Linked DNA regions of Mus musculus: region 1 is linked to region 2. The links are chromatin loops, found by intact Hi-C in ENCODE. Cell type or tissue: heart. All regions are shown on one strand. Each heading gives the region's core, and the rest is flanking DNA. Links, peaks and the distances in the headings are about the cores only. Region 1 holds the start of Dcbld1 (discoidin, CUB and LCCL domain containing 1). Region 2 overlaps Dcbld1 (discoidin, CUB and LCCL domain containing 1).

What was found. Hi-C counts contacts between places; a loop is a spot of excess contacts. Peaks named below come from ENCODE experiments on the same cell type or tissue, not always from the same donor. Only the 100,000 strongest peaks of a DNase experiment are listed, where the experiment ranks them.
Region 1: a loop joins it to region 2, with 6 times the contacts of the local background. A loop is called at or near these places in 8 of 42 quality-filtered maps.

The regions. Positions count from the first base shown.
Region 1 is chr10:52,225,769-52,241,122 of GRCm38, forward strand. It overlaps Dcbld1 (discoidin, CUB and LCCL domain containing 1), which reads left to right and starts at 7,851. Exons shown (of 11, transcript NM_025705.4): 1 at 7,851-8,067. The coding sequence starts at 7,983. In heart, for the core only: CTCF peaks have their summits at 6,876 and 7,931; DNase peaks (open chromatin) are centred at 6,903, 7,753 and 8,383; H3K4me3 peaks cover 2,294 bases; H3K27ac peaks cover 1,388 bases.
Region 2 is chr10:52,302,365-52,317,718 of GRCm38, forward strand. Dcbld1 (discoidin, CUB and LCCL domain containing 1) reads left to right here. Exons shown (of 11, transcript NM_025705.4): 6 at 2,223-2,356; 7 at 9,036-9,076; 8 at 10,450-10,537; 9 at 11,991-12,040; 10 at 14,668-14,787. Among named protein-coding and RNA genes, the nearest start is that of Gopc, 72 kb to the right of the region's middle. In heart, for the core only: a CTCF peak has its summit at 6,834; a DNase peak (open chromatin) is centred at 7,027.

The sequences.
Region 1 (15,354 bases), core at 4,109-9,108, 77 kb before region 2:
GGCTTCTGTGACCTTTTACATTCTGTCAGGATCTTTCACTGCACATGTGTCAAGTGCCTCTCGCTGGTCTTGCTTCTCAGCCATTCTTTACAGGGACTGCCCAGCTTTCGGTTTCTAATCACCCAGGTTCCATTTGGCTTCTTCTCTTCCCCCTTTAATTACCTTCAGTACCAAGGCTGAGTAACCACCTCATGGAAAGGCAGACGATCAGTATGCACATAAGGCCACTCCTTAATTATTTGTGCATTCTCCATAGCCTTTCTGCTCTCTCTTTTCCCTGTAGGCAACAGTAGCAATGTGGTCAATGTGTTTATTTGAATGTTTACATACCATGCATTTGTGTGTGTGTATATGTGTATGTGCTTTGCTTTTAATTTTTTTTATTTTTTTTAATTCTTTAATCTTTTTTTTAACAATCCAGTGTTTATTCCCCTCCCTGTCTACTCTCTGACAGTTTCTTATTCCATACCTCCCCCCATCCCTGGTCTCCAAGACTATGTCTCCACCTCTACCCCACCAGACCTCCCCATTCCCTGGGGCACCAAGTCTCTCGAGGGTTAGGTGCATCTTCTCTGATTGAGGTCAGACCAGGCAGTCCTCTGCTGTATATGTGTTGGGGGCCTCATATCATCTGGTGTATACTGCCTGGTTGGTGGCTCGGTGTCTGAGAGATCTCAGGGGTCCAGGTTAGTTGAGACTGCTGGTCTTCCTACAGGATAGCCCTCCTCCTGCAGTTCTTTCAGACAGGAACTATTCTGAGTCAGTGTTTTTGACTGTGGGATGGCAACCCCATCCCTCCACTTGATGCCCTGTCTTTCTACTGGATGTGGACTCCACAAGTTACACCTCCCCACTCTAGAGCATTTCATCTCTCACCTCCCAGGTCTCTGGTACATTCTAGAGGGGTGTCTTTTCATAGCAATAGAAACCGTAACTAAGACAGCCCTCTCTCCGTCCTCTTTTTCAATTTCCCTTGTTCCTTTCTTCTTCCTCTCTTGCTCCTCCTCTCACCCCAATGGCCAGGTTCAGTCTGCTGGCTATGTTTAATCTACTAATTCCTCCCCCTACTCTAAAGTCCTCCAGATACCTCTGGCTGTACTCTCCCTCATACCTACAATAGAAACCTTCTCCTCAACCAGACCTTGGAATAGTCATGACCTTACATACTGATCTCCCAACCTCTACCAGTTAAGTGCTAAAATTGTAGGTAAGCACCACCCCCTCCCCAAACATAAAAATATAGATCTTTAGGGTCACCGAGATGACTTACTGGGTAAGCAGAACAGTTGCTTGAAGCCTTATAACATGGGTCTGGACCCTACAGTGCACAATGTGGATTGTTTATCCTGTGAAAGTAAGAGGCAATGTGTGTGTGTGTGTGTGTGTGTGTGTGTGTGTGTGGCCATACATGTTAGCTTGCCATATATCCAAGGATGGTTTTGAGCTCTTGACCCTCCTGAGTGCTAAACATATATGTATATGATGCATAGTAGAGAGAACAGCTGCAGAACTAAAAATCTAGTGTCTAGGCTGAGAAAGGACATTTGAGGCCAGTATTTTCTCACCACAAGCTATAGTATTCGAGAATTCTTTCCAGACATAGACACCATGGCTTCCCAATAACTATCAGCAACAAGTTGTTCTGTTTTTTAAGCAACAGGGAAGCTGGGTGAGGTAATGCATGCCTATAGGTTTAGCACTCAAGAGGATCAAGAATTCAAGGCTGTCCTTGGATGTATAGCAAGCTAACATGTAAGTCAAGCACAAACTAGAGAGGATCCTATCTCAAAATCACAACAGGAAGACCTTATTTCTGAGCCGGACGTGGCGGCACATGCCTTTAATCCCAGCACAGCCAGAGGCAGAGGCAGGCAGATTTCTGAGTTCAAGGCCAGCCTGGTCTACAAAGTGAGTTCCAGGACAGCCAGGGCTATACAAAGAAACCCTGTCTCAAAAAAACAGAAAACAAAAACAACAACAACAACAACAAAAAAGACCTTATTTCTGTCCATGCTTGGTAGCAGGAGACAGATGCCTGTACAGTTTACATTTTATATCTCGGATCTCATCTTCATGGTCATTTCCATTTTATATCTCAGGGTCACTCTAGTTTAAGGATAAAATTTACTAGGTCGTCAGACTGAACCAAAATCCATTTTGAAGTTTTCTACTTACTTTAGAAACATATTAGGTTTACATTTCTATTTAATTTCTCTTATTAAAGCAAGCTAAGGCATATATACTATATACACAAACAAGGTAGGATTTTATCTGCCACTATTTGTTGTAATATAAGGGCTAATGAAAACAAGCATACATTGCGATAAGATATGCAAAATGAACAGTGGATGGTAACTAGAGGGATTGGTATGTCAATCATTGATGAGAGACCCCTCCCTATGACTGCTTTCTACCTTACTGTGGGACTCATCCAGGTGAATAGTGTTTCCCTTAGAGAAACTTAGTTGGGTTATAATACCTTAGATTTAAAAAACAAAGTCAAAATGAAACCAGATATGGTGGTGCATCTTTTAATTCCAGCACTTGGGAGGCAGAGACCGGCAGGTAGATCTCTGAATTTGAGATCAGCCTGATCAACAGAGTAAGTCCCAGGACAGCCAGGGCTACAGAGAGAAACTCTGTCTAGGAGAACAACAGCAAAAAGTCAAAAGTCTGGAGAGAAGGGGTGATGGTTAAGAGCACATGCTGCTCTTACAGAAGACCCCAATTCAGAGCACATGAGCACATGAGCTCAGCGGTTAAGAGCACTGACTGTTCTTCTGAAGGCCCTGAGTTCAAATCCCAGCAACCACATGGCAACTCACAGCTATTGGAACTCCAGTTCCAGAGGATCTGACCACTCTTATGGCCATCCTTAGGCATCAGGCTTGCACACACTGTACATACATGTATACATGAACACAAAAGGCTCATACACAGAAAATAAAAATAAATAATCCAAAATCTTTTTTTTTAATCTAGGGGAGGGCTAGAGAGATGGCTCAGCGGTTAAGAGCACTGGCTGTGCTTCCAAAGGTCCTGAGTTCAATTCCCAGCAACCACATGGCAGCTCACAAACATCTGTAATGGGATCTGATGCTCTCTTCTGGTGTCTGAAGACAGCTACAGTGTTTTCATATAAATAAAATAAATCTTTAAAAAAAGCGAGATGAAATCTTTTTTTAAGATGAATAGAAATTTAAGATTTATTTATTTTATTATATGTAAGTACACTATAGCTGTCTTCAGACGCTCCAGCAGAGGATGACAGATCTCATTATGGATGGTTGTGAACCACCATGTGGTTGCTGGGATTTGAACTCAGGGCCTTCAGAAGAACAGTCAGTCCTCTTAACCACTGAGCCACCTCTCCAGCCCACTAGGTGAAATCTTAAGATTAAAACAGGCACATTCGCTTGATGTAAGAATTTGTGGCTTGATATATTAGTTTAGCAATGCTTCTTTGTGTCATTATATAGGAAAATATAATAGTTTTTATACATTTACATTTGGTAGCCCATCCTGCTGAGCTAAGTCTGGGTCATTCCTCCCTGTCCTGGCATGGTCAATGTTGAGATCAGATTATGCACTTAATACTCAAAGTTATTTCTATTGTATGAAAGAGGTTTATTTGTTTATTTGTTTTTGTTTTCAGCTATGCATTGCCTTGTGAGGTTCCGTTAAAAATAAAAATGCATTCAGAAGGATTTATTTTCATTTTCTGGCATGAGTTTGCCTTTGTGCATCTTAATTGCTGGGACTGCAAACATGTGTCACCTCGCCTAGCTTTGCCTGCTTTTTCTCAGAGGCATATCATCACTCTATAGCCCAGGCTGTCAGTGAAGTCCTACCTCATCTCCTAGAATGTTGGAGTCCCAAGCCTGTATCCTACTTATGGCTACTGTTTTTTCTCTTAGCTTGTGGGAGTTGGCTCTCCTTCCATTATGTGGGTTCCAGTAGTTCAACTTTGGTCCTGCCGCATCTTTACCTACTGACCTTTGTGGGGGTTTTTTGTAGAGAAATCTTTCTTCATGTTTGAGAAAAGGATGGTATAATGGAAGACCGTGGGTCCTCCCCGCCTCCAGATTCTCAATCTTTTCCTGTATCTGGCTGAGGATTTCAATATAGAAAGATAAAACTATTCCTATCAAAGTATCGACTGAGATGAAAGAGGTCACCAGGGCTCCCATGACTCAATGGATTCCTCAGTGGTCAACAATGCTCCTGGTCATCTTTGCTTGTCGTCGTTCATGGCTCTCAGAGCTAAACTTGCTAGAGGCAGCCAGGAGTTGTCCAAATTCACTTTCTTAGAAATGAACTTAAGAGAAGGACATTGGACAGAGGGACGGCTCAGCTGTCAAGCAAGACTAACCCGAGTTCAAGCCTAGGGTCCTGCAAAGTGGAAAGACAGAAGGAACTCTTACAAACATCCCTCTCTTCCACTCTCTTCCACGTGTGTGGACCCACACAGACACACACAACAGATAAAAATGTGATTTAAAAATTTTAATTAAAAGTCTGTTTTGGACTCCTCCATTGTTGGTGGGATTGCAAGCTTGTAACAATCACTCTGGAAATCAGTCTGGTGGTTCCTTAGAAAATTGGACATAGTACTACCAGAGGATCCTGCAATACCTCTCCTGGGCATATATCCAGAAAATGTTCCAACCGGTAAGAAAGACACATGATCCACTATGTTCATAGCAGCCTTATTTATAATAGCCAGAAGCTGGAAAGAACCCAGATGCCCCTCAACAGAGGAATGGATACAGAAAATGTGGTACATTTACACAATGGAGTACTACTCAGCTATTAAAAAGAATGAATTTATGAAATTCCTAGGCAAATGGTTGGACCTGGAGGGCATCATCCTGAGTGAGGTAACCTAATCACAAAAGAACTCAAATGATATGTTCTCACTGATAAGTGGATATTAGCCCAGAAACTTAGAATATCCAAGATATAAGATACAATTTTTGAAATACATGAAACTCAAGAAGGAAGACCAAAGTGTGGACACTTTGCCCCTTCTTAGAATTTGAAACAATCACCCATCGAAGGAGTTACAGAGACAAAGTTTGGAGCTGAGACAAAAGGATGGACCATCTAGAGACTGCCATATCCAGGAATCCATCCCATAATCAGCCTCCAACATTGACACCATTGCATACACTAGCAAGATTTTGCTGAAAGGACCCAGATATGGCTGTCTCTTGTGAGACTATGCCGGGGCCTAGCAAACACAGGAGTGGATGCTCACAGTCAGCTATGGATCACAGGGCCCCCAATGGAGGAGCTAGAGAATACCCAAGGAGCTAAAGGGAACTGCAACCCTATAGGTGGAACAACAATATGAACTAACCAGTACCCCGGAGCTCTTGTCTCTAGCTGCATATGTATCAAAAGATAGCCTAGTCGGCCATCACTGGAAAGAGAGGCCCATTGGTCATGCAAACTTTATATGCCCTAGTACAGGGGAACGCCAGGGCCAAAAAGTGGGAGTAGGTGGGTAGGGGAGTGAGGGGGAGGGTATGGGGGACTTTTGGGATATTGGGATAGCATTGGAAATGTAAATGAGGAAAATACCTAGTAAAAATATTTAAAAAGATAAAAAATGAACAAAAAAGAAAAAAAAAAAACCGTCGGTTTTGGTAGCCAAATTAATCTTAGCACCTGGAAAACAGAGGCAGGTGGATATCTGTAAGTTCCAGGGCAGCCAGAGCTGCATAGTTAGGTTCTGTCCCAAATAAAAAAATAAAAAATAAAAAAAATATTTTTTGAAAGAAAAGAAGGTGAAGCTAGCAAATGTTTCCTTATTGAGGTAAATTTTTACGGTGTGTATGAAGATACTCAGTATTTTCATAAAAGTATATTTACTTTTGATTTGAAGATAAGCCTACTGTTTAAGTACATCCTTTACACTCCCGATCTTTATATACTGTCTTAGTCAGGGTTTCTATTCCTGCACAAACATCATGACCAAGAAGCAAGTTGGGGGAGGAAAGGGTTTATTCGGCTTACACTTCCATACTGCTGTTCATCACTGAAAGAAGTCAGGACTGGAACTCAAGCAGGTCAGGAAGCAGGAGCTGATGCAGAGGCCATGGAGGGATGTTCTTTGCTGGCTTGCTTGTTTCTCCTGGCTTGCTCAGCCTGCTTTCTTATGGAAGCCAAGACTACCAGCCCAGAGATGGTCCCACCCACAAGGGGCCTTTCCCCCTTGATCACTAATTGAGAAGATGCCTTCCAGTTGGATCTCATGGAGGCATTTCCTCAACTGAAGCTCCTTTCTCTGTGATAACTCCAGCTGTGTCAAGTTGACACAAAACCAGCCAGGACATATACATATTTATTTCCTCTCTATGACAACTGGGGAAGAGTTAACATGAAGGCAAGCGAATGTGTCCCAGTCAGAGACTGGCTCTACACTCAGATCTAAGAAAGGCTCAGTTGGAAAGCTGTAAGTCTTTCCTCTGAGGTTGCCATAAAGGAAGGTGCAAAGTCCACTGCCAAATCACACTTGGAATCTCAAAAGTTAAAGTGTAAACCAGGCAGGATATGAAGGCCTGCCTGTATTCCCCTATCTCAGAGGTGGGGGAAGAAGGTTCAGGAGTTCCAAGGTCAGCCTCCGGCTACTTAGCAAACTACTCAATACCAGCCAGGAAGACAAGAGAAGCCCTCAGAACACAGACGATAAACCTCAATCTCAAAACAACAAAACATTTTTAAGGCAAAAAGTTATCCTACCTGTCAGCTTAGGCTTGGAGTTGGAGAAAATTCCAAAGGTCACTTGGCCTTGGAGGGTCTGATCTTCCTCAGCTGCCGAGACCACCCCACCCCGACGCACTCTAGATGTAATAATTCCCAGAGGCCACGAGGTGGTGTGTGAGTTAGAGCTAAGGTTGTGGCCACGCAGAGGAAAGTCACGGGGGGGACCTAAAGGTGACAGTCCTTAAAACGAGTATTAACCGTTTCTCTGTTCAATTTGACGACCAGGACTCCAATTGAACGACCCAGTAATGGGCTCTAAACTCCTCCGCGGTCCATCGAACCTAATCTCAAGACTTTCCCACCACCTCAGAGAGCGCCTCAAACATTGCTCAGTCTGAAGTTTTCCAGACTGCTCTGGGGACTCTGCAGTTTACATATCTCTTACTGGTCCTACTCTGCACGTCTTTTCCCACATCTGGCCAGGCACCCACCTGTCTACTGAGCTTCAGCTCCAACTGGCCCCTTCCCGCCCTTTAATCCTCTGAACAACCTGGGCACGAACTCAGCTCTCTGTCTTTTACTCTCGCTTTGCTCCCAGCTGCCTTTTCACCATCCAATTAGATCTCTCCAAATGTGCTCCAAATATACTGTCCATGTTACAGACTGCAGTTTGTAGTGAGCGATTATTTCTAAGCTCTGCAAATGCCGAGTGAATTTAAGCACCCAGCCGCGTAGAAAGTTGAGTTAAACAACGGAATGAATGAAGAGAGAGAGAGAGAGAGATGGAGAGAGAGAGAGAATGAATGAATGAATGAATGAATGGACTTGAACTGCCATCATCCCATCAGATTTCAGATGCCTTGCATAGCCTTGGCAGACCAGCTCTAGGGTAGAGCTGACAAACTGCCAGAGGGGCGGAGTCTCGGTGAACCCCCGGGCTCTGGCGAGCCTGCGTGCCAGGTGAATTTTTGATTTTCATTTTCTAGTGAATCCGGGCAGGTGGCGCGGGGGCGGGGTGGGGTGAGGGGGAAACTGGGCGCCCCCCTTGGGAGACCGGTGGTGCGGCTGATCACCCCGGGGAGGGGGCGGGGCGGGGCGGGGCAGGGCGGGGAGGACACGCCCTCTCGCGGGCGCGGGCCGCCCAGAGGGATCTGTGCCGTGTGCCCGCGCCGCGCCGGGCCGGGCCGCGAAGGAGGCTGCCCTAGGCGGGCAGCGGCAGTGTAGAGCCGGGCCGGGAGGCCGATCCTGCGGGTCTGGAGTCCGGCGGGACCATGGGGACCGGGGCTGGTGGGCCGAGTGTCCTGGCGCTGCTGTTCGCCGTGTGTGCTCCGCTCCGGTTGCAGGCGGAGGAGCTGGGTGAGTGGGGGACTCGGGGCTCCGGGAGGGCTGTGTTGTGGGCCTCGGGGGAGCCTGGCGAGAGGCGGGCGGTCTCCGCCAGGCGGGGGATGGATTGAAGTCAGAGGGTGCATTTCGGATCGCGCCCCGATACTCTTTCCTTCCCCCCCATAAACGAGCCCGGCAGCTTGGCGCCTGTTCCCCGGCTGCCTTCGCGGTGTCCCCGCCCGGCCGGCCACTTAGTTCCCAGATTTCCCGACCCTTCCCGGCGGGTGCGAGTGGCCTGGCCCCGGGTGCTCGCCCGGCGTTGCCCCGCCAGCTCCTAGTCTCTGCCTGCAAGAGGGGGTTCTTCTGCGAGGCTGCCCCGGAGCCGACTGCAAACAGGGCCCCCGTTGCCTCACGCGTGTCCGGTGGTGATCGGAGTTGGAACCTTGCGACTCTGGTCCCTCAAGGGTATTTGAGCGAGTCGACTGCGGCCCAGGCTGCTTTTCCTCGGTAGCTGATCTTTGGCTTCCAGCGCCACCGAATTTTCTCTCAGACCACCAGATTAAGGCAGGAAACTGGTTTCCCAGCCCTACATGGCCCTACTCCATTAATCTGCTTTAATTAGTTCTCCTTGGATAGGACGAGCCACCTTTCTGTGGGTTCTCCCCCCCACCCCCCACCCTTTTCGGGTTTTGTTCCTCTCCTCCTGCCTTTGCTCCTCTGTAACTGGGGTTAATTAATGGCAGTGAGTTTATGCAGAATACTTGAATACCGCCCCCGCCCCCGCTATGCTTTCTGGGGGAACAGAAATCGAAGCTAAACTCATCGCTGGATTTTTTTTTTTTCATTGAACAATGTATTCGTTCACCCAAACATTCAGCAAGTTGATAGCATTAAAAAAAAGTGAAGTTATTTTGTTTAGAGTTACGGTAACACAGTCTAACGTGTGTTAGAATTGCACTGTGTAAGGTTTTATGAATGCTTTATAAACATGCTGTTTTGTTTGAGTTTTGGCGGCGCTCGGGAACTTGTGCAAGGCAAGCCTTTCAACAACCAAACTATATTCCAGTCATTGGATGTCTTAATAACTGAAGACACTTTCTCAAGTCGATATTTGAAACTGTAACATTCTACATTTATTTGGTGTGGGTTTTAAAGAAAATTTAGTTTTAGTGATGTGTATTTGTGTGTGGGTTGAGATGTACACGTTGAGTGCAGATACCCACCGAGACCATAAGCAACTAGTCTCTTGGACCTGCAGCTACAGGCAGAAGTGAGCCTGAAAGAACAGTATGTGCTTTTAACCTCTGAGACATCCTTGCAACCCCATTTTACATATTTTTATTGAATTTCTTGTTATTATTAATATTTGCGGTTTGAGACACCACTCTTGAATTCATAGCAAACCTCTTCATGCTTCCCAAGTGCTGGGAGTGCCACTGTATCCAGCTCAGTTGGTTGTTTTGTTTCTGGCTTCTGCCTATTCTTAAAGGTTTTTTTTTTTTTTTTTACTTTGTTTTAGATTATGTTTTGGAATGTGGGTATGGGCATGTGAGTGCCCAGAAGCCCCCTGTGACTAGAATCAGTTGTGACCACCTGCTTTGGATGCTCAGAACTGAACTCCGGTCCTCTGCAGGAGCTATAGCGTCTCTTAACTGCCACAGCTCATTATTATTTTTTTTTCCTTTCTATATTCCTTCCTTGCTTTTTGTTTATTTGTTTGAGACAGGATCTTTTGCAGACTTCCTGCTTCAAACTCTCTGTTTAGCCTGGATGCCTGATGCTCTTTCCTCAGCCTCTGAAGATGGTATTGTAGTGGTGGAAAGGCGCTTGGCTTTGTAGTCTGTGAGTCCGCCTCACAGCAGGTCCACCACGTGAAAAGGCTAGCCTGGGCTAAGGGAGGACTTCAGAAGATGGTTGTTTAGATTCTTAGCCAGCTTCAGATTTTAGACCTTGTTGCCTTTGACTGATGGACGGTGCTGCCATTAGGTTTAGCGTGGAACATCCTATGTATTGGGGACTTTAAAATAAATGAGCACTCACTCACCACTAGCTGAGGCACTTTGGAAACAGAGGCAGGAGGATTGCCTCCAATTTAAGGCTAGTCTGGATTACATAAACAAGTATGGGAATTCACACACCCAAGGTAAAACTTAAGTTTGGGATATTTACCGAAAGAGTATTGTTAGGCTGATTTTCTTTAAACTCTCATTTTTTTATTGTCTGTGTACTGTGTGCATATGTGTGGAGATAAGAGGACAACTTGCAGGAATCCTTCCACCAAGTGGACTCTAGGGATCAAACTCAGGTCCACAAACCCCTCTGGCAGCAAACCCCTTTACATCTTATCTGCCCTGTTTTTTGTTTTTGAGGCAAGGTCTCACTCACTCTGTGCCCAGAATGGCCTAGGGTTCATTATGTAACAAGGCTATTCCCACACTTGCTATGTAACCAAGAATGATCTTTCAGCTCCTATCCTAATCCTCCTGCTCCATCTGCCAAGTGCTAGGATTGCAGCCTGCACTATCACATATGGCTTCTATAAGTTTTAAAGGCGTTTTCACAGCTGTGGTCTTCCGGAGTACATGGTAGGACGGGTTTTCAAGTGTTCGTAAATGTACAGACTTTAGGTCTAGGGATTTGCTTCAGGGTCTAAGTTATGGGGTTGGTGTCTTAGTTTGGGTTTCTATTGCTGTGGAGAGATACCATGACCACAGCAACTCTTATAAAGGAAAACACTTCATTTGGGCTGGTTCAGAGGTTTTGTCTATGACATGAAACATGGTAGTGTGCCAGCAAACATGGTGCTGGAGAAGGAGCTGAGTGAACTGACTTGAGATTCTGAGACCCCAAAACCTACTCCTTAGTGATACACCTCTTCCTCCAAGACCACACCTCCCTATGAGCCTATGGGGCCATTTTTATTCAAGCCACCACAGTTGGACAGTGTCAGGTATGAAATCATTGCTCTCAATGCTCAACGTTGACTTGGACCTTTGCTCCTGGAGTGTGGGGCTTCCTGGTTGGGTCCACAGTCTCCTGGATCTGCCTGGCTGCCAATATCCCTGGAAGCTTTGCATCTGGAGCTCCCTAATCGTATTGACTTGCACCTTTTAAAGAAAATATAAAACAAACAAAACAAAGAACCACCCAGGGGTTTGGTTGTGTGGCCCAGGTTTGGCTTTATAGCTCTGGCTGGCCTCAGATTTGTGGTTGATCTTTTTGCCTCGGACTGCCACTACATGCTAGCATTACAGGCACGGGCCACCACACCATGTTTCCACCTAAGTTACTTGTGATGCTAGTCAATGATATTATTCAAAGCTCTTTGTATCAGGGTCTGGTGGCCTCCTGGCGCTGCTCTGATTCTTTTATATGACGGCTGCTTTTACTCAGTTTCTTAAAATCCGACCTTCTCCAGCACCAATCCCTTTCTTTTGCCTGTTCACTGGGACTCAATCTCCTGAGGGTCTGTACTCCCATAAATTGTTTCAAGTGATTTTTAAATTTTTGAACAATATGACAGATAAATTGCTCATTTGTATTGATTTGTATTGATTGATTGCATCAATCTGGATGCTTGGATTTAGTCCAGCCTTATTATCTCAGTTCTAGAGAGTAAAATGCCCTTTTTTTAAAGGCATTCTGAACTTATGCTTTGACGATTTCATACAGGTATGTCTTGTATTTTGATCATTTCCACCCCCATCGTCCTTTCTTACTAACTCTGTCCTCTCCCCCCCAGCAAGTCCCCTTGTAGCTAACGTGTTCGTTTGAATCCACCGAGTTTAGTGTTGCCTGGGTGAGTATGGCTGTAGGCTTTACTGGAACATGTGCAGTTTACTAGCACATACACCACTGAGGAAAAATGACTCCTCCCCCCCCCCCCCCCATCCACCTGCCGACTGTTCCTTAACTAGGGGTGAAGCCTCTCTATTATCTAACCCAGAACGATTCCTGACTCACTCTAGTGCAGGTCTTTTGCAGGGTTGCCACGGCTACTCTGAGTTCTTGACTGTGACATGCATGGTATGATCAGAAGACAGTATTTCATAAAACTCTTCCCCATTTTCCGGCTCTTACATTTCTTTCCAAAATGCCCTTGATTGTTGCGATGAAATCTGAAAATCCCGATTCACCAAAAGTATGTGCATATGGGGGGCGGGGCGGGTACTGATTTCTCCCTGGTGATTTAATTACTGGCAAAAATGGAGGCGAGCAGTTGTTACTTTGGGATGCTTACAAATGGCACGGCCAACTCAAGATTCATTGCTGTTGTATGGTTATTGTCTAATCTTCGTCAGTAATTTTCATTTGAGTAGACATGTGACCTGCTGGTATTTGATGTTTTAGGGAAGTGGCTTTTTTAAAAAAGTAAGTACAAGTTTATTCTGGCACCTTCTGCACCATCATGCCTTCATGCTGACATTTCTGAATCTTACCTGTCCAGGGGACAGCTCCCAATCCCCCAGGCTCAGCCAGCTCTGCAGGCTAAGTTCCCTTCCCTGTCATCCTTGTCGTAAGCATCTAATAGAGGCACTCTATGAATATTTCTGAGTTGAACTGAACAATCTCCTTGTGTTTCAGAGATACTTTCAAATCATTTCCTAATTAGCAGAAAGAGAGCAAAAGCAAGATTAATACAGTTTTTTATACAAGTACCACCTGTTGCTTCACCTCAATAATTGTGTTTACCAAGCCCAGCTCCCTTGGCATGCTTAGTTTTGTATGTAAAGATGCCTTTGACATGCAGGCACAGCACAGAAAAGAATGTGTCAGCAGAACAATCTACCCAAAGCTCTTGGCACTGGTTAAACAAATGATTTGCAGTATTCAGAAACATAGCTGTACCTCAGATCTGGGAACAAAAGTAGCCATGTTCAAGAAGCCAGCCAGCAAGTCACAGGATGTCCTTACAGCAGGACTTGAACCCTGAATAATCTTTCACACACTTTGGTAATTTTTCATAATTTGAACTTGTTAACTTTGTGGTATAAAGTAGAATTAAAAATTATGAAAAACCCACATTTGGAAAGTTAGACTTCTTATCATTTATTGGGTGCATTTCTTTGAGTTTTGCTTGACTTTTGTTTTTGTTGTTGTTTGTTTGTTTGTTTTGTAATGCAGGCTTGAACTCCCTTGTTAGGTAAAAATGGCCTTAAACTCTTGATCCCCCTGTCTCTATCTTACAAGAGCTGGAAATAGAGGCATGTACCACTACCGCTGGGTATTGTTGTTGTTATATATATTTTGTTTGTTTGCTTTTTGTGGGATTGTTTTGTTTTGAGACAAGGGCTCACTCTGTAAGCCCTTGCTTGCCTGTAACTCCCTCTGTAGAACATGTGCTGGGATCACCGGCAGGTGCCCCCACATTTAGCCCTCATGTATTTTTAAGATGCATAGGGAAATGAATTAATCACAGACATTTTAGTTTTGTTAAGGTAGGAACAACAAAGTCTTTAGAGACGCGCACCTTGCAGAGGTTTGGACTGATCTTTCTAAAGATCCTAAAGCTTTAATGAAAGTTGTGAGCCCACTTTGTCCTTGTTAGGGGGGTTGGTTGCTTTATCTCGAAGGTAATGCCTACTAGACACTGCATTCCACACACAGCCAGGGCCTCAGTGCTCACTAGGTGCTTTTATTCTTTCTTTTCCTCTTTCTTTCTTTCTTTCTCTTTCTTTCTTTCTTTCTTTCTTTCTCTTTCTTTCTTTCTTTCTTTCTTTCTTTCTTTCTTTCTTTCTTCCTTCCTTCCTTCCTTCCTTTCTTTTAGTGCTTTTATTCTTTCTTTCTTTCTTTCTTTCTTTCTTTCTTTCTTTCTTTCTTCCTTCCTTCCTTCCTTCCTTCCTTCCTTTCTTTCTTTCTTTTTTTTCTTTTTTTCTTTTTCGAGACAGGGTTTCTCTGCATAGCCCTGGCTGTCATGGAACTTACTTTGTAGACCAGGCTGGCCTCGAACTCAGAAATCCGCCTGCCTCTGCCTCCCAAGTGCTGGGATTAAAGGCATGGTCCTTTTATTCTTGTTCCTGTCTGTATTGTTAACCTGACAGTTAATCAAGCTTTCTCGTCCTTCTTCTGCTGTGTTTCCCTATCTATACTCTAGTCTGTCTAGCTTCACTAGTTGACTCTCTTTCTGCTTTTCCAAGATGCCAGGCCCCTTCTACCTCAGAGCCTTTGCATGCACTGTTTGTTCTCTTTGCTTGCAACTGGGAGCCTCAAGTATCCCCATGGCTCCTGCCCTTCGATTTAGAAGTTACCATCAGTATGGACTTTCCCAACCTCTGTGTCCTAGTTAGGGTTTCCATTGCTGTGAACAGACACCATGACCAAGGCAACTCTTATAAAGGACAAACATTTAATTAGAACTGACCTCCAGGTTCTGAGGATCAGTCCATTATCATCAAGGCTAGAAGCATGGCAGCATCCATGCAGGCCTGGGGCTGGAGGATTTGAGAGTTAGTTCTATGTCTTGATTCAAAGGCAGCCAGAAGACTGTCTTCCACTCTGGGAGGAGCCTGGGCATAGAATGAGACCTTCAAAGCCACCCCTACAGTGACACACTTCCTCTAGTAAAGTCGTACTTTCTAATAGTGTCACTTCCCATGGGCCAAGCATATTCAAACCACCACATACTGGAAGCCCTAGCCCATTCCCAGAGCCGCATATCCCCTTCCTCCATCCTTTTTTATTTAGAGCACTTGCCTTCTTCAAGTACAGTGTACCATTTACATTTTTATTAATGTGTGTGTCTTTCCTCCTACTGGACTGTAAGGTCCAGGAGAAGGTTGTATGTTGAACAGTACCTGGAACATGCTCAGTAGGGCTTTGAGCTCACTGAGGATGGGGTGAGAAAGTGGTAGAATCATATACCTGCCTCTTGCTGAGGTCCCAGACTGACTGGTTGAGAATCAAAACCCAAACACAGAAAAATAATGAGATTGTTTGAATCAATAGTTGTTAGTAGTGGGTAAATGGTCTCAGAGTAAGGATTTAATAGAACCCAGGCTGGTGAGATGGCTTGGCTAGTAAATTTGCTTGCCACCAAGCATGACAACCCAAGTTCCATCCTTGGGATCCACATGGTGGAAGGAGAGAACTAGTTGTTCTCTGGCTTCCGCATGTACAACAAGGCAAGCATGGCCTGCTCTCCTTGATGTACACACACAAAAATAAATGAAAAAGAACTTGCTCAAGTGTGAGAAGTCTGGCACTGAGGGTGAAAGGCTAAATACTGTTAGAGACTAGGACGATTCTTAAAAATTAGACTATGAAGTAATTCCTACAGTGGAAGACTTCCATTGATGTTATCTTCCAGATATTAATTTCTTG
Region 2 (15,354 bases), core at 4,802-9,801:
TCTCCAGTCCTCCCACTGACTTTATGGGGAGAGGGGTATGGAGTGTGTGTGTGTGTTACAATGCACACTTGAAGGTCAAAGAGAAACAAAGGACAACCTCAAGTCTGCCCTTGACTTTCACCTTGTTTGAGGTAGTCTCTTCAGCTAGCTTTCCAGGCATCTTATTTCTGCTTCCCTTCCCACCCTAGGCATGCTGGGATTACAGACACTGCAATGTCTTGGGTTTACATAGGCTCTAGGGATCTGAAGGCTCAGGTTCATACACTGGCTCAGCAAATGCTTGATCAGCTGAGCATCCCCCAATCCTGTTTTGTTTGATGAGACAGAGTCTCATGTAATCTGGATTGGTCTGGAAGCTGCTAAATAGCTGGAAATCGCCTTGAATCCGAGTGCTTCCATTTCATAATTGCTGCGGTTACCAGTGTTTTTCACCGTAGAGAAAGCTTCCTACAGAAGGCAGATTCCAGGAAGTTTTTTTCAAAAGAAAGATGTGTCTCCACTATCGGCCATCTTCCTTTGTCTCCTTCTAGAGGACAAGATTGTCCTAGGTCCCCTATTCCCAAAGGGGACAGTATTGTCAGCATCTCTTTTGGGCTTCGCTTTCTTTGTATGTTCTGTTTGTAACGATGACATAACTTATTGCAGAACTGACTTCCGTTGCCAGATCTTAGGTGGGAAATATGAAATCTCTTAAGAGAAATTAAAAACAGCCGGGCGTAGTGGCGCATGCCTTTAGTCCCAGCACTCGGGAGGCAGAGGCAGGTGAATTTCTGAGTTCGAGGCCAGGCTGGTCTACAAAGTGAGTTCCAGGACAGCCAGGGCAATACAGAGAAACCCTGTCTCGAAAAAACAAACAAACAAACAAACAAACAAACAAACAAAAAAAGAAAGAAAGAAAGAAGGAAAATGAAAAAGAAAAAAAAAAGTCACAGAATTCCTTGGTGTTACTGCAACCCCCAGATAACTGGTTACAAATACCGTCCATTGCTTCTGCATGTGTTGTAACTTAGATTTGAGGAAACATTCGAATTGAGACTCAGGTAATCAATGTTCTCATGAACCTAGAAAACTACTTAGGTCCAGTGATTAAGACACAGCATAACCCTCTGTCCTCTTGGATTTGGAATTAGCTAAATGGAAGATGCAGAGCACACAGCTCAACTTTATCTAGAATTGCTTCTTGGCTCAAATGCCAAGTCTGTCTATTGTCTTCCCATCCACATTTTTTTCTGCGGACCTTTGGACCTGGTCACCTCACAGTCTTGACATTCCATAACTTCTCTTCAGAGCCAGTGTCACCCCCTAACCTGTCTTAATCAGAGCCAGCCTCTGGATCTTGCTTTTGCCGAATTCGCCTAAACAGCATATAGCTGGGTCTGAAGGCTCCCACGAGCAGCTAGCCCAGCAGTCACCGGCTTTTGGGCTCACTGAAGGCAAGGATTCAGAAAGTGACATGAATGCTGAGATTTCGTTTGTTTGATTGTTTGTTGGATCATTCCACATGGAACTTGCTGTTCCATGTAGCAACTGTCAGCCATCTTGGTTTTGATGTTGTACCAAATCAAAGAATTAGCGTGAAGTTGCAGTACGTTGAATACTACCCAGATTGCTTTCCACCTTGTTTAAGACTGTCTGTTTGTAAACCAAGTCTAAGAGACAAACCCTATTATCTTTTTCTGCATAGCAACCTACCCTGAGCTCAGTGACGTATGAGCATGTGAGCGGTTTTGACAGATGAGCTCTTTGGCTCTGCTAGTCTGAAATTGCTCATGAGGCGCTGAAGAGTCCTTGTGCATGTCACTAACATGCATGTCAGTTAGCAGGGCCTCAGGAACTGTGGCAGAACAAGGCAAACTCCTTGACACGGTTCAGATTTGGCAGCTAGGAGTTAACATAATAATGCTAGAGACGTTATTCATGGGGGCAGAGGACTACTGTAAATGACTAAGCAATCAAAAATGGAAAACACAGTGAATATGTTTCTAATCCCAGCACTCCAGAGATAGAGATAGGCAGATCTGTGAGTTCAAAGCCAGCCTTGTCTATGTAGTGAGTGCCAGGATAACCAGCACTAAATAATGAGACTCTGTCTCTAAAGAACAACAACAAAAAGAAACAAACAAATGAACACCCCCCCCCCAACAAACAAAAGTAGAAAATAGAAAAGTCCAGCTTTGTTTTAAACAGGTGAGTGCTGAAATAATCATGTCACTCTGTTTCAGACCTCTTTATTGTGCAAAGCTGCCATCCACGCAGGGATCATCACAGATGAACTAGGTGGCCACATCAACTTGCTTCAGAGCAAAGGGATAAGTCACTATGAAGGACTCCTGGCCAATGGCGTGCTCTCCCGGCAGTAAGTACTTGGCTTGTGTTCTGAGAGGAGAAAGCCCTGAGGCCCGTAATTAATCAATCCGCCTGCAGTTTTGAAAGGACAACAGGGATATAATGCCAAGTGGCAGACGGCCGAGAAAATACTTGTGATATATGGGGGCTACCAAGATGACTCAGCTCTTAAGAGTACTTGTTGCTCTCCCAGTGGACCCAAGTTCTATGCCCAGCACCATGCTGGTAGCTCACAACCATCTGTGATGAGAGTTCTAATTCTAAGGTCTCTTCTTCAGGCACCAGGCATACAAGTGGTGCACATACATTAAGGCAAAACACTTATGTGTTTTCTTTAAAAAGAAAATAAACAAACCCTTTAAAATGTGCGAGTTTCAACGGCATTTGTCTTTATGTGGGAAATAAATGTGGTATCAAGAGAGCTTTCTGGTTGTGTAGGCACGTGAGTTAAAATGGCAGACGCCTGAGCCCTGGTGTGGGAGATTTCTTGCAGTCCCAGCTGCACCTGCGGGAGAAAATAAATGCTTATTCCTTTTGGCTTTTTGTAGTTTCAGTAAATTACTGAAGTTATCTCCAATTTTACCTAATACTGAGGGTACAGGGAACTGAAAAATTCCTAGAACCACTGAGTGCTCCCCACCCTCAAGGATTCCTAGAGACCATTTTTGAGAGTAGAAAGGGGCCTGCAATAGATGATAGACAGACAGACAGACAGACAGACAGACAGACAGATGCATACATGTGTTCATACATAGATACTAGGTAGATAGATAGATAGATAGATAGATGCATACATGTGTTCATACATAGATACTAGGTAGATAGATAGATAGATGCATACATGTGTTCATACATAGATACTAGGTAGGTAGATAGATAGATAGATAGATAGATAGATAGATAGCAGTGGCTTTTATTATCTGTTAACATCTTAGTGTGATAGTTGTCTCGGTTTGCTTCATGGGGCTGGGATATGTAAATTGATTTAAACATTGCACACTAAGCTTTGTCTACATTCTGATATCCTTCTGTGCAGAACTGCTAATAAAGCTTAATAACATAGGCGGCTCCAAGTTGCAGATGCCCACACACCTGAGAGGCAGTAATCAGTGTGGAGAAGGAGGCTCCTTGAAGATAGGTAGTTAGTGAGGAAGACGTGCGCCTGGAAACTCCAGGTCTTCCCCTAACCCATTACCATCATTCCCAGCCACCCCTACCAGTTCTCCCCTGTACTCTATAGGTCCCTGCAGATGTTTCCTTTTACTGTGATTGTGTTTTGAACAAGTTTCCACAGTTTTAGTCCCAAAGATGAGGCTCAGGACAGAAGCGGCACACACTTTGTGATCCCTATGTAGGAGATCAATCAGGATTCTCTTCTACATGGCAGTCTTTAGCCTTACTATTTTACCCTAGTCCCATTTGTAATTATTGTTCTCTGCTGACTGTGAACACATGATCCTTCCACTGCCGCTAAAGTTCTGGGATTGCAAGTGCACACCCAGTTTATTCAATGCTGAAGATCAAATCCAGAGCTCTGTGTATGCTGCACACGTTCTCAACTTCCCAGCCACTCCCCTAGCATCCCAGACCTCTCTTGCACACAGGAAACTCAAGACTATTATCTCATTATTCCATCCTTGCACTGGATGTCACTTGACACAAGCTAGTCACCTGAGAGGAGGGAACCGCCATTAAGAAAATGTCTCCAGGGGCTGGAGAGATGACTCAGTGGTTAAGATTACTGACTTGATCTTCCAGAGGTCCTGAGTTCAATTCCTAGCAACCACATGGTGATTCACAACCATTTGTAATGGGATCCGATACCCTCTTCTGAAGGCAGCTACTGTGTACTCCTATACATAAAATAAATAATCCTTAGGAGGAAGAGGAGGAGGAGGAGGAAGAGGAAATGTCTCCATAAGATGGTGCTGTAGGCAAGCCTATGGGGCATCTTCTTAATTAGTAATTGACATGGGAGGGCCCAGCCTGTTGTAGGTGGGGCCGTCCCTTGGCTGGTAGTCCTAGGTTCTGTTAGAAAATAGGTTGAGCCTCCATGGCCTCTGCATTAGCTCCTGCTTTCAGGTTCCTGCCCTGCTTGATTTCCTGTACTGACTTCCCATGATGCTGACTTCCCATGATGATGAAGAGTGATGTGGAGTATAAGCCAAATAAATCTTTTTCTCCCCAACTTGCTTTTGGTCATGATGTATCATCACAACAATAATAACCCTGACTAAGACAATCCTTATAAGAGTATGGACTATCTTGCTTGGTAGGAAGCCTATTACAAGCATGTATGGTATCCCAGCACTTGGGCATATAAAGTCAGAGAATTGTGAATTCTAGGCTAGCCTGAGCTGTATATACCCAGACCCAGTATCGTAAAACCTGGGGTAAGAGGTGGACTTTATCAATAGTGGATAGTTTCTCAAATTAGCACAGGGTTTTTTGAATCTGATGTCATTTTAAGAAAGTACATAAATGTATTATAGTTTAACAAAGGTGTGAGCCAACAACATTGCTTTTACAGAAAAATGCAGTCTACATTATTTTAAACAAAAGAAAAAAAATTCACTCCAGAAATTACAGTAAAAACTGAGTCTAAAATTCTTTTCCAGGTTCGGGGCTTGGCCCAGGCTCTTGGGAGTAGGGTTTTTAAGGAGCACCTGGGGTTAGGGGAGAAGATGGTTATGTGACATATGGAAATGTGATAGTCATGGATAATGGCCAAAGGGAGGAACAAAGCTTAGGGGAGACAGAGTCAGAGGCTGAGAAAAAAATGCCAGAGAGGAGTAGACATGACTGTTAGCTTGTTGTGTTTGTAACCATATGTGCTGGCTGGTAAGAGGCTGAGGGAGAAAGAAGAAAACCATCTCCCATTTGGGGTGGAAGTGGTTGCTAATAGAAGTGTTCTGATCTAAGAGTTGGAGAGACAGTTGCAAGCCCTGAGGGATGCGATACACAAAAGACTGTCCACTGAGGATAGGGTGTGTGCTGTACACTGCACGAGGACTTAGATTCAGTATTCCCCGCCCCGCCCACCATGAGGTCCCATTTGCTACATATACACACACACACACACACACACACACACACACACACACACACACACCCGGCAGGATTTGTTTTTTTTAAGATTTGTTATATGTAAGTACACTGTAGCTATCTTCAGTCACCCCAGAAAAAGGCATCAGATCTCATTACAGATGGTTGTAAGCCACCATGTGGTTGCTGGGATTTGAACTCAGGACCTTTAGAAGAGCATCAGTGCTCTAAACCATTGAGCCATCTCTCCAGTCCTTGTTTTGTTTTAAGAAAGGGTCTCAGCCTATTCTATCCTGCAGCTTACTATTAGCCAGGCTAGCCTTGAACTCCTATTTCCTCTTCCCAAGCTTTTAGGGTTACAGGCAAGTATCACCATGCTCAGCAGGCTGCTTCTGATGTCATCACTGAAACAAATGAAATTATACCATATATACACGTTTTCTTTCTTCCTTTTCTTTTCCATACTTCCTTCCCTTTTCCTTTTCCTTTTCCTTTTCCTTTTCCTTTTCCTTTTCCTTTTCCTTTTCCTTTTCCTTTCTTTTTTAACAGTTTCCCTATGTAGTCCTGGCTTGGAACTTGTTATGTAGACCAGGCTGATCTTGAACTCAAAGAGATCTGCCTGCCTTTGCCTCCTGAGCGATGAGATTAAAGGTGTGTACCACCACACTCAGCTAATTCATATGTGTATACATAAACTATATATGCTTAAGATTTTTATCCTATTTTTTTAATTAGGTATTTTCTTCATTTACATTTCCAATGCTATCCCAAAAGTCCCCCATACCCTCCCCCCACTCCCCTATCCACCCACTCGACTTCTTGACCCTGGCGTTCCCCTGTACTGGGGCATTTTATCCCATTTTTTATGTATATGAGTATTTTGCTTGCATGCACGTATGTGCACCATGTAAATGCCTCATGGCCAAAGAGGTCAGAAGTCAGTGGATCACCTAAAATTAAAGTTACAGAAGGTTGTGGTCTACTATGTCGTTTCTGGGAATTGAACGCTGTTTCCCTGGAACAGCAAGTGCTCTTAACCACTGAGCCATCTTTCATCTCTCCTGTCCATACATATATTTTTACGTACATATCTACCTCAAACTCTGGAAGACTGAAGAAAAAAAACATGAAAACAGTTGAATTTTAAAAAGTAGGTTTCATTCTCTCAATTAGCTATGTAGCAGTTACAGTTAATGAATAAATATAATTTTGAATTAACTTGAAGTTAAATTTGCATACCAAAGATGTACCTAAATGTAAATGATTAGCAGCTTATAGGGAATTGGCGGTATATCATGTAGTTATTTGACCTAATTTTCTTGTTTTTTGATTTTGGTGGGAGTAGAAAGCCCAGAATTATAGCAAGGACTGTACTTCCCCCTGGCTCTTGTGATTTCTCCCTGGTCCTTGTTCTGAACAGGGAGTCAACTGTGTGTGAAACCAGCCCCCTCTACTTGTGTAGATCCCAGATCTTCAGGGAGCAGCTGTTTTTATCTGTGATGTTTTGCCCTTGGGGAACCAACGAACTTGCGGTCATTGAACTTCTGTTCCCACACACGATGGCTTGGTACTCAGGAAAAACAACACTGAAGGAAGTGTTGCAGCTGAGGAAGAAGGGGTCCCTAAAGGAAATAGCCAGACTCTGCTGGGATTCATCCAGGGGTCAGACCACTTCCTCAGTTTGAGTAGGCCAGAATGGAATCAGGAAGAAGGACTGACCTCATCCCGAGGAGGACGAGGACGAGGGTGAGGAGGCGCTGACCATCAGAAGGGAAAGCCTTTCCTTTGTGTTTACCTCAGATTGTTCCAGACTGTCTGTCTCTGGAGTCCCGGGGGAGGCTTCTTATTCCTGTAATTTAATGGAATTTGTTTACCTCACTGTGGATACCTCAGAGCCCTGTCCTCCCCTAGGTGGTAGCTTTTAAGAAGGTCTGTCTACTCTTAGTGTGACTCTGTCCCATTTAGTTAGTTGAACAGTGTGAAGTGGTCATCAGAAGCCAGCTGAGAGTGGAGGAAAGTCAGGCAGAGAGTCATTAGCAGAACCATCTATCCCTCGGGTCTGTGCTTTTGGATGAAAATTTTGTTTTATTACATTTTAAGAGTGAGTGTGTGCGTGCATGCATGTGCATGCACACGCCACAGCATTCATGTGGAAGTCAGAGGACAGTTTGTAGGCGTGGGTTTCAGGGATCTCTCAATTGACCCATTATCAACTGAGCAGCTCTTGAGACCCATATCTTCATGTTCAAAAGTTAACCCTTCCACACTTATGCTCTCTGATTGACAACAAAAAGATAAAAGTAATTATTATAGTGTCTCCTGGCCGTGAGAGCAAGCCTAAGTGTTCATGGTTGATGCGAGCTTGTGTAGTCCTTTATGTTGGGACATCAGGAGAAAGAAAAAAGAAACTATCAGATAAAAGAGAGGATCGTGAGGAATTGTAAATTTAGTCCCAACAGTATGTTCCTTTTCCTGAGGGTTCTCAAAAAGGAAGTAAGTGACACTGAGGTGCATGATGTGAAATTCCCAAGTAATCAATACAAATATTCAGTTTGAAGGGAAAAAAAAAAACTCTAAGACTCCTCCTCCACACCCCTGTTATACCATGCTTGGATGTATATAACCAAGGCCTTTTACCGGCATATCACAGAGATTCCTGCCTGTCCATATTTACTCCCAATATATGGATGGACTCATACTAGATGTCCATCAGAGATGAATGGATAAAGAAGATGGTACATACCAAGGAATTCTGTTCCGGATGAACTTGAGGTGTTTGCAGGGGAATGGACCGACAGATCATCATATTCAGCAAGATTAGGGAGTCCCAGGAAGATAAAGCTGGAACACAAGAGGATTATGCAAAGCTTCACCTGTATAGTGAGGACTCAGAAAGCCCAGGCTACATAACAAGATTAAGGGTAACAGCATGGGAGAGGGGACTTCAGTTGAATTGCCTCTATCAAATTGGCTTGTGGGCATGACTGTGATGGATTTTCTTGATTGGTGACTGATATGGGATGGCCCAGCCAACTGGACTGTGCCAGCCCTGGGCAGATGGTCCTTCCTGGTGTAGTAAGCAGGCTGAGCAAGCCAGTAAGCAGCATTCCTGCGTGTCCTCTGCATTACTCCTTGCCTCCAGCTTTTTGTCTTTAGTTCTTCCCTTGACTTGGTGATGGAGTCTGAAGAGTTATGAAGTGAAGCAAACCTTTTCCCCTCCAGATGCTTGTTTGTCACAGTAACAGAAAAAACACTAGGATGGATGGCTTTACTCAGAGAAGCCTTGGAGAGTTTGGAATGAGGATGATGAAGAGTAAATATGAAGTAACCTTGTGTATGTGTGTGAGAATGTCATGGTTAAATGCATTTAATTAATGCATACTATTAGAAAAGGTCAGGCCTCAGAGTCCGACCTTTGTCACCTGTTTTTTTTGTTGTTGTTGTTTTGCTTTTTAATTTATGTCATTTATTTTTTGAGTTAGCTGACCCTTAAGATGCTGGTATAAATGGTAGGAGAAAGGCATCAGGATTGTGATCCTTGCTGCACAGGGTGGTGGCAGGTATATGAAGCTATGCTGTGCTGGCTTCCAGTATCTATCAAAGCCCCTCTCTCACACGCCTCCTGTTTGTCTTCTTTGTTTCAGTGGTTCTTTGTCGGAAAAGCGATTTCTTTTTACAACCCCAGGTAAGGATGGTGCTTTTTATAAGTTTATTGTTTTAAAGTCTACAGTGAGAATTTAGGCTCCCAAACCCCAAGACTATGTAGTCCTTTGAGGCACCCTAAGTAGCCTGGAAAGAGATATGTAAATCAGGCTGGCCTCAAACTCACAAAGATCCACCTGCCTGTGGCCATCCAGTGCCGGGATCAAAGGCATGCATCACCAAGTCCAGCAGACATTTTCACTTCTAATTGTCCTTTATTTTCTTCCCAAGGGTCACAAAGAGAGATGCAGAATGATATCCTCCATTTGTTAATAGTTTATACAGCCAGGAGCCTCTTCTGGGTCAGGAGCGCCTCTTCATTTGACGCAGAAAGAGTAGTGGAGAAGCATGGCGTTCTCTGTAGCAGAGTAAAACGCTGCTTGAGAACTTCAGAACTTGAGGCAGAACTTCCTCTTCAGTTAATGTACCACAGCTTGGACAATGAGAACCTCACAGCTTCCCAGCCTTGGTAACAGTTATCTGTCAACCACCCTTATGTCCCCCCACCCCCAACACACACACACAAGCTGTGGACCTGAGCCCAAGAGCCTCACCCCACCATGTGCAGCTTCCTCCCTTGACCAGTCTAATTCTGATTTGGGGAATTCACTTGAACCCAGCAAGAAGCTCAGAGTAAGAGCTAATCCTGAGGAACATGGAACAAAGGCTGCCATTTTAGGGTAGAGGAATGACTTTGTTCCAAACTTAGCTCAGACTTTACTTTGTAACATCATAGGCAAACATGTATTCATTTTCTCTGTGCACAAAGCAGTTTTGCTTATTTTGTTTTTTGTTGTTGTTATTGTTTGTTTGTTTGTTTGTTTTAAGATAGCATCTTGCTGGGAGGTGGTGGCGCACACCTTTGATCCCAGCACTTGCGAGGCAGAGGCAGGCAGATTTCTGAGTTTGAGGCCAGCCTGGTCTACAAAGTGAGTTCCAGGACAGCCAGGGCTACACAGAGAAACCCTGTCTCGAAAAACCAAAAAAAAAAAAAAGATAGCATCTCACTGTGTGTATCCCTGTATCTTTGGCTGACCTAGAATTCACATAGATCCTCTTGTCTCTGCCTCCCAAGTGCTGGGCCTAATATTTTTTTTTTTTTTTTTTGGTTTTTTGAGACAGGGTTTCTCTGTGTAGCTCTGGCTGTCTTGGAACTCACTGTGTAGACCAGGCTGGCCTTGAGCTCAGAAATCCGCCTGCCTCTGCCTCCCAAGTGCTGGGATTAAAGGCATGCGCCACCACGCCCGGCTGCTGGGCCTAATATTGTACACCACTAAACTCAGCTCTGAAGCTGAGTTTTGTATATGTTTGTGAGTTATGTGATATTTGTGTTATAACGGTGGCTTTCTCCTCTAGGAATGAATATTACAACTGTGGCGATTCCATCAGTGATCTTCATCGCCCTCCTTCTGACTGGAATGGGGATCTTTGCAATCTGTAGAAAGTATGTGAATTTAAACTTTTTCAATTTTTCTCTAATTATATACATAAGTGGTTTATTAGTTGACTTTTCTCATTACTCTGACAAAAGCTTCTTAAGGAAGGGAAGAAGGGTTTGTTTGGGCTCACAGTTTGAAGACATACAGTCTGCCCAATCTGCCCATCACAGTTAGGGAGGACAGTAGCAAGAGTGTGATGTAGCTGCTCACATCACATCTGTAGGATGTCAGGATCTGCAGGAATCAAGAAGAGAGGAATGCTGCCATTTAACACATTCTCATTTTATTTGCTCCAAAACCCCATCCCAGGAAATGGTACCATTCTCGACTTGGATGGATCTTCCTATCTAGGCACATGCTTATAGACAAACCCAGGGGTGCTTTTCCACCAAGTGGAATGATCATAACTAACATTCATAAACCTCAAAGGTTTACTCCTCTGGTACATATGTGTTAAAGAAGCAGCACGCCTTCTTTGGAGATGAAATGTTGATATTTACAAGCAATTTTGGTCCAGATGATAACATAGGAATTATGCAGCACTACATTCTCTGGCTTCCATATGAGCACTGCTGGACCAACATCTGGGAGCTGACATGTTCCCTGTGAAATCTCCCTTTTCCCCCACCCAGTAGAGACTGTATTAGAAAGAAGATCTAGCACCTGGGTTTGGCTCCCACCATGGCTTAGCAATGTCTGATGTGGCTGTTTTCTCTTGGAACAAAGACATTCACTATGATAGGCACTGAATCTTTTTCATTACTCTATATGCTATTTTTATTATTATGACAAATGATAGAAATTAGATTTAAACAAAAAAATAAGAAATATTCTCAGGTTCTCCTTTTACAATTTAAAAAGCTTTAGAACGTATAAGTATATACATTAGTATGACTAGAATGTTGAATCATTGTATACTTTCAACATAACTGATAATGTTAATTGCTTTTAAAGGCACCTATAACTTATACTTTATAAAAAATGGAATATCAGGAGGCAGAGACAAGCGGATTTCTGAGTTTGAGGCCAGCCTGGTCTACAGAGTGAGTTCCAGGACAGCCAGGGCTACACAGAGAAACCCTGTCTCATAAAAACAAAAACAAAAACAAAAAAGGAATATAAAAATTATCCTTACAAATTACTTAAGGATTTTATTGTTTTTCTGAGCCATTGAGAAAAATCAAGCAATAATGCATTGCTTTCTAATATACAAAATAAAATTAGTATTCATTCTCTCAATGAACATATGTGACCTTACTTATAAGATATATTTACATATGATCATACACACACATAGGCGCGCACACACAGAGCTTTTTAAGCATATGACAGTGTCTAGCAAATTCCGCTTTCAGAACCACCTATGAGGTAAGTACTTGTGATCTTCGTATTATATGAGGTCACAGGCAGACAAATTGGCTGACGAATATTCAGTAGAGCTTTGTTTTGCCTTGACAGGAGGAAAAAGAAAGGAAATCCATATGTGTCAGCTGACGCTCAGAAAACAGGTTGGTTAAAAACTCCATCTACGGTTTTATTCTGTCTTCAGGGGGAAAGTCCAATGTCTTAGTCAGGGTTTCTATTCCTGCACAAACATCATGACCAAGAAACAAGTTGGGGAGGAAAGGGTTTATTCGGCTTAACACTTCCATACTGCTGTTCATTACCAAGGAAGTCAGGACTGGAACTCAAGCAGGTCAGAAAGCAGGAGCTGATGCAGAGGCCATGGAGGGATGTTACTTACTGGCTTGCTTCTCCTGGCTTGCTCAGCCTGCTCTCTTATAGAACCCAAGATTACCAGCCCAGAGATGGTCCCACCCACAAGGGGCCTTTCCCTCTTGATCACTAATTGAGAAAATGCCTTAGAGTTGGATCTCATGAAGGCATTTCCCCAACTGAATCTTCTTTTTCTGTGATAACTCCAGCTGTGTCAAGTTGACACAAAACTAGCCAGTACATCTGAGGTCTGTCAATTTTGTAGGACGGGTGCTGCCTAGCTTAATGGTAGACCACTTGTCTAATACGTACAAGATCCTGGGTTCTGTGATCCCTTTATCTGTAAGTGATGACCCAAGACACTAAGGACTGCTCAAGACTGTAACTAGAACTAAACCATGTACATAAAGTCTTTATATGCCTAGCCCTGAAAAAATGTCGTTTATGTATTAGACATGGTGAGGGATTTTTTTTTAAAAAATGCAAAACAGGACAACTGTATTGAGTAGAATGGCCACATAGCCATTGTTTTGCTTTGAGTGCATCATAAAGTGACTAAAGGGGAGTGTTTCACTTTCTTTTCCTCTTGCTGTGATAAACTAATCTGAAAGAAAGCAACTTAAAGAAGAGGGACTGTTTATACTCAGAGTGCAAGGTCTAGTCCTTGGTGGTGGATGGTAAAGATGGCAGGAGCTTGAAGCAAGCTGGTTGGTCACACTGCATCCTCGATGGGAAGACACAGGGGGATGAATGCAGACTGCTGCCCAGTTCCCCTTCTCCAGGTCAGGCTCCCAGGCAGGAAAAGGATGCTACCATGTTGGCTGGGTATGCAAATCCACCTTAGTTAATACAGTCAAGATAGTTGCCACCATCGCATGCCCATTTTTCCGGCTGAGTGTAGATTCTGTCCAGTTGTCGGGAACACTAACCTTCCAGGAGGGTAGCAGACAGAGAACCCGACAGGAGGATGGTTCATATGGTTCCTGTGCGAGGACAGCATGCAGCTAAAACAGGAATTGCTTCTGGAATTTTCCTATTTAATATTTTTGAGCCATGGTCCCTTTTGTTTTTGGAACATAAGCTGTAGGTAAGAGGAGACTACTGTCTGGTTTGAAAAAGATAATTTTCTTTCCCTTTGAATTAGCAAAGCTACAAGGAAGAAATTTATCGTATCTAGTTTATATTCTGCTTCCGAGTTTTCATGCCGCCACATCTGTATTTAGCATGAGCCTTATCCTGTTTAAATTTTGTGCTGTTCATTTGTGTATGTGTACTGGAACTTAGATTACTACACTGTCATTGAGGAGTGACGTCAGCCCTGTCTGTGAGCTGAACATATGCTTGGCCTGGGTTCTAGTCTCAGAATCAAAATAATACAGTCAGGGCTAGGGAGATGGCCCCCGAGTTTAATCCCCTGGGATTGCAGGTGAATACTACTGACCTGAGTCTTAAAAATTCTTCAAAACAAACGCATGGACTCTACCTGGTCCATTCCTCAGTTTCCCAGAAAATACAGTGGCCTGAAGATGCTGAGGAAAGGCTGGGCCTACAGGAAATGTGCCCAGATGATTCCAGGGCTTGGAAGCTACTGTTGTGGTAAATCTCAAACCCAAAAAGCCCGGTTAAAGAAATCACAACCCAGTTGATATGAATACAAGCTACCCGCCTAGATTGGGCAGATCTACCACTATACTACCCTATTTCCCATCTATGAGATCCCATATAACTTGCAGTTTCTCCAAGCCACATGTTTCTGCTCCATCTTCCTTCCACCTCTTCCTCCCTCCTCTGTCCTTCTCTCTCCTCACAGAGAGTTGGTGGGCTCATTTTTTAATATTTCCCACACCCAGCTACATCCACTTTTTTGAAATTTATTTAATTATGTGTGTGGTTGTTTTGTCTGCCTGAATGTACGTCTGTGAATTATGTCCCTGCCTGGTGTCCACATGGTCAGGAAGAGGGTGTTGAATTCTCTGGGACTGGAGTTACAGATGGTTGTGACCTGCCGTGTGGGTGCTAGAAGACAAAATGGAGTCCTGGAAGAGCAGCCTATGCTCTTAACCACCGAGCCGCTTGTCCATCAGTGGGAGCCAGGCATGGTGGTGTAACCTTTAATCCTTGCACTCAAAAAGCAGAAGCAGGAAAATTTCCTTGAGATCAAGGCTAGCCTAGCCTGCATAATGAGTTCCAGGGTAGCCGGGGATATATAAAGAGACCCTATTTCAAAAAAATAAAGCGATGGGTAATGTGTGTATTGAAGGGCCTGACTTATCATGCTGTGCTCTGCACACAACCAAAGAGCTGTGACTGTGGGTTTGTCAGCATCCTGCAAGAGACTGACTTCTGACATACCAAAGAAGAGCACATGGGTATGTGAATTACATGCCTGATGCCTGCTTTCATATTCTCTTGATTTCAGGCTGTTGGAAGCAGATTAAATATCCCTTTGCCAGGCATCAGTCGACGGAATTTACCATCAGCTATGACAATGAAAAAGAGATGACACAAAAGTTGGATCTCATCACTAGTGATATGGCAGGTGAGTGTCATAACCCAGGGACAGCAGTGCTCTAAGGAGGTTCTGCTTGTGGGAGACATGAATCGGAACAGCAGTGAGGCTAAGTAAGATACTTTATTATAGCAGAAGTGTGCTCCTCTATTCCCTCTGCCCCCCATCCAGTACTCTCGGAAGAGTTTCAAGCTAACACAAAGATATTAGTCAATGGTCCCTTCACCTGAGCTGACCACACCTTCAGGGCATATAATGATGAATAATGAGGGCCCCACAGCACTGCTAGTCTCTGCAAACTTTTTATTGTTGTTGTTTTGTTTGGTCGGTTTTTTTTCCAGACAGGGTTTCTTTGTGTAGCGTTGGCTATCCTGGAACTCGAGTTGTAGACCTGGCTGGCCTCAAACTCACAGAGATCCATCCGCTTGCCCCTGCCTCCCAAGTGCTGGGAGGAAGCTCTTAATTCATGTTTGCTACTCAGGTTTTTATTAAAGTACTGGGAATGAGAGACAAGAAAGACTAATTGAGTGATGAATGAATACATGTCCTGTCTTTGAGGGGAGGGAGTTAGAGTCAGGGTCACAATGGGTCAGTATC